Linked DNA regions of Homo sapiens: region 2 is linked to region 1. The links are chromatin contacts, found by Hi-C or POLR2A ChIA-PET in ENCODE. All regions are on one chromosome and are shown on one strand. The core of a region is the stretch at or near the end of the contact, and the rest is flanking DNA. Distances in the headings are between cores, read along the strand shown.

Region 1 (2,700 bases), core at 182-2,681:
TATCATCCCTTTTTTATAGATGAGGAAGCTGAAACTTAGAGAGGTTGACTTGCCCAAAGTCACTTAACAGCTGAGAATATCTGTGGAGGGAAGGCGAAATCCCATGCCAGGCAGCCTGACCTCAGACCCTGCACTCTCAGTCCCCAAGCCGTGACAATATTTGAAATGTTCTGAGGCTACTGATATAAGAAAAAACAATTTTTTTCCAGACAGAATTTTGATTCTTTCACATCTGTCCTATTGCTGGGCAAAACCTCTTGTGTGTTCTGTGATTGGATCTGCTTTCAGAGTGCTGAGAGCTCTGTGCAGGGGAGAAAATCCTTCAAAAACCTAGGAGAATGATAATAAAAGCAATAGTGATAATAAATGATAATGATAAGAATTATAAAAATATAAATTTTATAAAATTATAACATATAAGTATAAAATTTACAAAATATATACTTATATAAAAGATAAATATATATAAGATAAAATATAAATACATATATATTTTATAAGATAAATAAATAAATAAATATATTTTTGAGACGGAGTCTGGCTCTGTCGCCCAGGTTTGAGTGCAGTGGTGCAATCGCGGCTCACTGCAACCTCCGCCTCCCAGATTCATACAATTCTCCTGCCTCAGCCTCCTGAGTAGCTGGGATAATAGGCGCCTGCCACCACGCCTGGCTAATTTTTTGTATTTTTAGTAGAGACGGGGTTTCACCATGTTGATCAGGCTGGTCTCAGACTCCTGACATTGTGATCCGCCCGCCTCGGCCTCCCAAATTGCTGGGATTACAGGCATGAGCCGCCAGACCCGGCCTATATGTATTTTATATATATCAAGTATGTATATCTGATATATATATATAAAACAAAGTATATCTATTTTGTAAATATATATTTATTTTATAAAAATATAAAATATAAATAATACATCATAAACGATAGTAAAGATAATAAACACAGCGCGGCAGCCCCATCCCCTTTTTCTACTCACCCCTAAAACAAATCCGTATAAAAATCAAGTTTATTAAGGAGCAAGTCCCACCCTTTTTATTTAGAAGCCAGTGTCTATAGGATCGCTCTTGGCTATTGTTGGATTAATTCCAGGGTAGGGGAAAACTCCAGTTTTTGAGCCGGACACGCACTCCTGCTTTTCAGGACCTTTTTAATTTTGATGTTTTCAACTTTTAGGCCCAGGGGTCCATGTACAGGTTGCTATATAGGTAAATTGCGTGTCACGGGGGTTGGGTGCACAGATTGTTTCGTCACCCAGGTACTAAGTGGAGCACCGGATAGGTAGTTTTTCAGCCCTCACTCTCCCCACCAGAGTCAAGCAGCAAAAATGCTAGGCCTTGTGGGCGGGGCCGGGGTGCCCGCTCTTGCCACTGGTCCAATCACAGCGCGGCGTTCCTCCTGGCCGGCCGCCGATTGGTGGTTGCCATAGCTCCGGGCGTTCGCTTGCAAGATGGCGGCGGCGGGGCAGTGGCTGCTGCGTTTTCGTGTCTGAGTCCTTCCTGGGTTCTAATGAGGGCGCGGTTCTGCTGTGCCCGGCCCGCGAGGTCTAAGGCATGGGCTTCCAGCCTCCGGCCGCTCTTCTTTTGAGGCTTTTCCTTCTGCAGGGCATCCTGAGGCTTCTGTGGGGGGACCTGGGTGTGTACGGCGCGGCAGTGACCTCGGTGGGCCGGGGCTGAGGGGACTGGGCGTTAAAAGGGCCAGACTTGGACTCCCCCGGGAGCTTCGGGAGTCGACAACGCCAAAGCAAGCCGCCACACACACCTTAGGCGGTGATTCTTCCACTGCTAACCCCTCCTTGTCCCCTTTCCTTCCCGCCTAGCTTTCATCCCTCCTTTTATCCGAATGTCCGGCCCTGCGGTCAGCGCGTCCCTGGTCGGAGACACCGAGGGTGTGACCGTGTCCCTGGCAGTGCTGCAGGACGAGGCGGGTAAAGTCCGGCCCTCTTTTGGGGAGGGTGGGGGTTGGACTGGATCCAGACCTCCCAAGGAGCCTGGAGAGGTGGCATCCTTGGGGCCCCCTGCCTCTGTTCTCTGCAAAGTCGCATGGGGAGAAAAGGATCGGGCGGCTGCTGTAGGCCAAAGAGGACAGACGGACAGGTTCGAAGAAAGCCTGAAATAATAATGGTTAGCATTCATTGAGCTAACATCGTGCATCATCCCATTTTCCTAGTAAGAACAGTAATATCTTTTCATCCCCTTTGACCAAGGAAGAAACAAGTTCAGAGAGGTTGTCACTGTCCCAGTGTCAAGCAGCTTGTAAAGGGCCCAATCTTAGGCTGTAATGTGAGTCCATCCTAGGCAGTCTGACTCAATGCACCCCCTGAGCTGCTGGACCTTGCTGCCTTTGCATGCTGGTCTTCTTTCTTTAGGAATATTGCCAATTCCGACGTGTGGAGTGCTGAACAATGAGACGGAAGACTGGAGCGTGACTGTGATCCCCGGTGCGGTAAGGCCAGAAGTAAACCTTCTCTGTAGCCTGTGAAGAGGCCCCCAGCTAGGGTTTCTGCAGTGCTCTCTTTATTTAACAAGGCATGGCTTTCTCCATGCTCTCAACAATCATGAAATTGTGGGCTGTTGGATCTGGTAGACACTTATCCAGCCCACGGGTTCCTTACCCTGGGGTTAGGAGTCCTTGGATGTATTTCAGTGGGTCTGTGAACTCTATGAAATTGTATGTAAAGTTCTGTGTGTATGT
Region 2 (2,700 bases), core at 125-2,624, 1.3 Mb after region 1:
CCGCCTCGGCCTCCCAAATTGCTGACCTTGTGATCCGCCCGCCTCGGCCTCCCAAAGTGCTGGGATTACAGGCGTGAGCCACGGCGCCTGGCCTCATTTTGTATTTTTAGTAGAGACGGAGGGATTTCTCCATGTTGGTCAAGCTGGTCTCGAACTCCCGACCTCAGGTCACCCGCCTCAGCCTCCCAAAGTGCTGGAATCACAGGCGTTAACCACCGCACCCGACCTACAAAAAAGTTTTTAAAAAGATAAACAATACAGGAAAAAATGTGCAAAGGATATGAATAGGTAATTCACAGAGAAGTAATTCAAATGGCCAATAAATCTATGAAAATCTTACTAGGAATCCAGAAAATGTAAATTCAAAAATAAGAGCATTTTGTATTCTTTGGATTGGCAAAAATTGAGTTTTATTTTCTTGGTTGTCTAAAAAAAATGTTGGTTAGACTTGATTTGTTTGATTTAGGATGCAAACAGGGTCCTTGCATTGCATGGGTTATTATGGCTCTTAAGTCTTTAAAACCAATTATCCTCCTCTTCGCTCACCTTTTATACCAATTATTTATTGAACAAACTGGGTCGTTTGTTTGGTAGAATGCCCCACATGCTGGAGTTGGTTGGTTGCTTCTGCTGCTTCTAAGTTTTCCTTATCTGCCATATTTCCTGTAAACTGTAGGTTTGATCTAGAGGCCCCATCAGGTTCATGCTCAACTTGTCTTGGCAAGAATCCATCGCAGGTGGCGCTGGTACTTCCTGGCACTAAGATCGATTGGCGGGACCGGGACTTCGCGGCTTAGCCCCTCCATTTTCAAGTTCCCCGCCAAACCCTCCCCTCTTGGTTGTACCCATTTCTGATGATCATCGCGTGAATCCATCATTCTATTGAGGGGTGCCAAATAATTTTCGGATTCTCTCATTCATCCTCATGTATTAGCTGGACTTTGTAAAAGAAAGTCCCTCCCCAACTATTTTGGGGCTCTGAAATACAGTTCATTCAGGAAGGGCAGGAGGATGCCTGATGCTTTCTTGTTATTTAAAATTTTCAGGATGAATGAGCTGATGCCCACGAGGGCGAATTTTGGGGTACCATTATAATACATTCAGGGAGATTACATATATGTCTATTTCATGTTTTTCAATCAGTTGCAGTCACTTTCCTGGTTGAAGCTGTTGCAAGTTTTACAGGCACGGGTTGCTTTTCCACGGATAAGTTAAAAAAGAGAATTTTTTTTTAAATGATGAGAAGCCGCACCGGGTCGGGGCAGGCTTCCGGGAGGCGGGCGCGGGGCCCCGGGGCCGGGTCGCGTTGGTCCCGCGCCGGGGGCGGGGCGCGGCGTGGGCTGGGCCGTGCGCCTTTGCGCGCGGGGCGGGGCAGGTGGCGCAGCAGCGGCGGCGGCGGCTGTGGGTAAAGGCGCGGCGCGCGGCCCCCGAGCGCGCCAACCTTGCCCTAGCCGGAGCCCGCTGCGGCCCAGCGCACGGCCCTCACCCCGCATCGCGACCCCGCGCCCCGCCGGCCGAGCATGGGCGCGCGCGCCTCAGGCGGGCCCCTGGCCCGGGCCGGGCTCCTGCTGCTGCTGCTGCTGCTGCTGCTGCTCGGGCTGCTGGCCCCGGGCGCGCAGGGGGCGCGGGGCCGCGGCGGCGCGGAGAAGAACAGCTACCGCCGCACGGTCAACACCTTCTCCCAGAGCGTCAGCAGCCTGTTCGGCGAGGACAACGTGCGCGCCGCTCAGAAGGTGGGCGCCGGGCCCGCGCCCGCGGTCACCTTGCCCCGGTCGCCACGCACCTGGCTACCGGGGCCGACCTGGGAGGAGCGCGGCCTCCGGGGCTGCCCGCCCGGCCAGCGCGCGGGAAGAGGGGGTCCGGCCTGCGCCTCGGGGCCTGCCGCCTGCGGCCCCCGCCGGGCCTGACCAGTGCGGGTCTGGGCGGCCGGGCCTCGGGGCGCCCTCTCCTCTGCGCCGCGCTTCTCCTTGGACCTTGCCTCCGCGGTCGGCGCAGCCAGAGTCTCTCCCGGCTGCGCTGACGCCTGCCGCGCGTCTCATTCATTCATTCACCGCGTTTGAATGGCTCCTACTGTGAGCCAGGCAGCACACTGGCGCTCTCGGTCCCCACGCGGCTGCGCCCTCCCCAGCTACCCCGGGTTTGTCCTAGCCTCGCATCCCGACCCACTTCCCCTGGGACCTTCTGCCCCACTCCTCCTCCTGCTTTGAAGATACTTGGAGTTGTTTTTACTTTACAGGAAAAGAAGGGAGCAATGCGATTTGCTCGGTGGCTTTGGGAAACCGAGCACCTACTGTGTGCGGGGCCTTTCGCGTGGAGCCTTTTGTTTAGTTTGGGGAGGTCCCGGATCCTGCAGCCTCCTGGGAAGGGTGTTGAGTCCCAGGAGGATCGCAGGGGGTTTTCCCCAATTCCTGCTCTCTGGAGCTAGGTGCGATAGGGGTGCCATTCCGGGCCGAAGTCCGCCGACTAGCTCTTGAGAAGGAGGAAGTTACTGGGGACAGTTGTGTGTGGTATTGCGGTTCCTTTGCTGTTCCCTGGGGAGGAGGGGGCTCTTGCTTGCCGCCAGCCTTCCTGGGGTTTTGGAGTCAGAGAAGTTTGGGTTCAAGTTGGAGCTCTACCAGTTGGATGACTTTGGGGAAGTGACTTCACTTCTTTGAGCTTGTTTCTTTATTTGTTAAATGGGGATAGTAATCATTCCCCTTC

What was found. A loop is a pair of places that touch in the nucleus more often than their neighbours do. ChIA-PET counts read pairs that join two places held with the same protein, here RNA polymerase II (POLR2A). Pooled maps may share reads with other maps.
Region 2: a loop to region 1 is called in a pooled map, with 5 times the contacts of the local background. The contact joins the promoter of BRI3BP here to the promoter of TCTN2 in region 1. A Hi-C loop is called at or near these places in 1 of 50 pooled maps. POLR2A ChIA-PET finds 5 or more read pairs at or near these places in 2 of 52 experiments (H1 and activated B cell).

Annotation. Positions count from the first base shown.
Region 1 is chr12:123,669,682-123,672,381 of GRCh38, forward strand. TCTN2 (tectonic family member 2) reads left to right here and starts at 1,432. Exons shown (of 18, transcript NM_024809.5): 1 at 1,432-1,641; 2 at 1,826-1,933; 3 at 2,375-2,451. The coding sequence starts at 1,560.
Region 2 is chr12:124,992,271-124,994,970 of GRCh38, forward strand. BRI3BP (BRI3 binding protein) reads left to right here and starts at 1,375. Exons shown (of 3, transcript NM_080626.6): 1 at 1,375-1,733. The coding sequence starts at 1,521. RefSeq lists enhancers at 1-445, 2,165-2,254 and silencers at 1,205-1,524, 1,545-1,594, 1,695-1,744, 1,755-2,004, 2,015-2,074.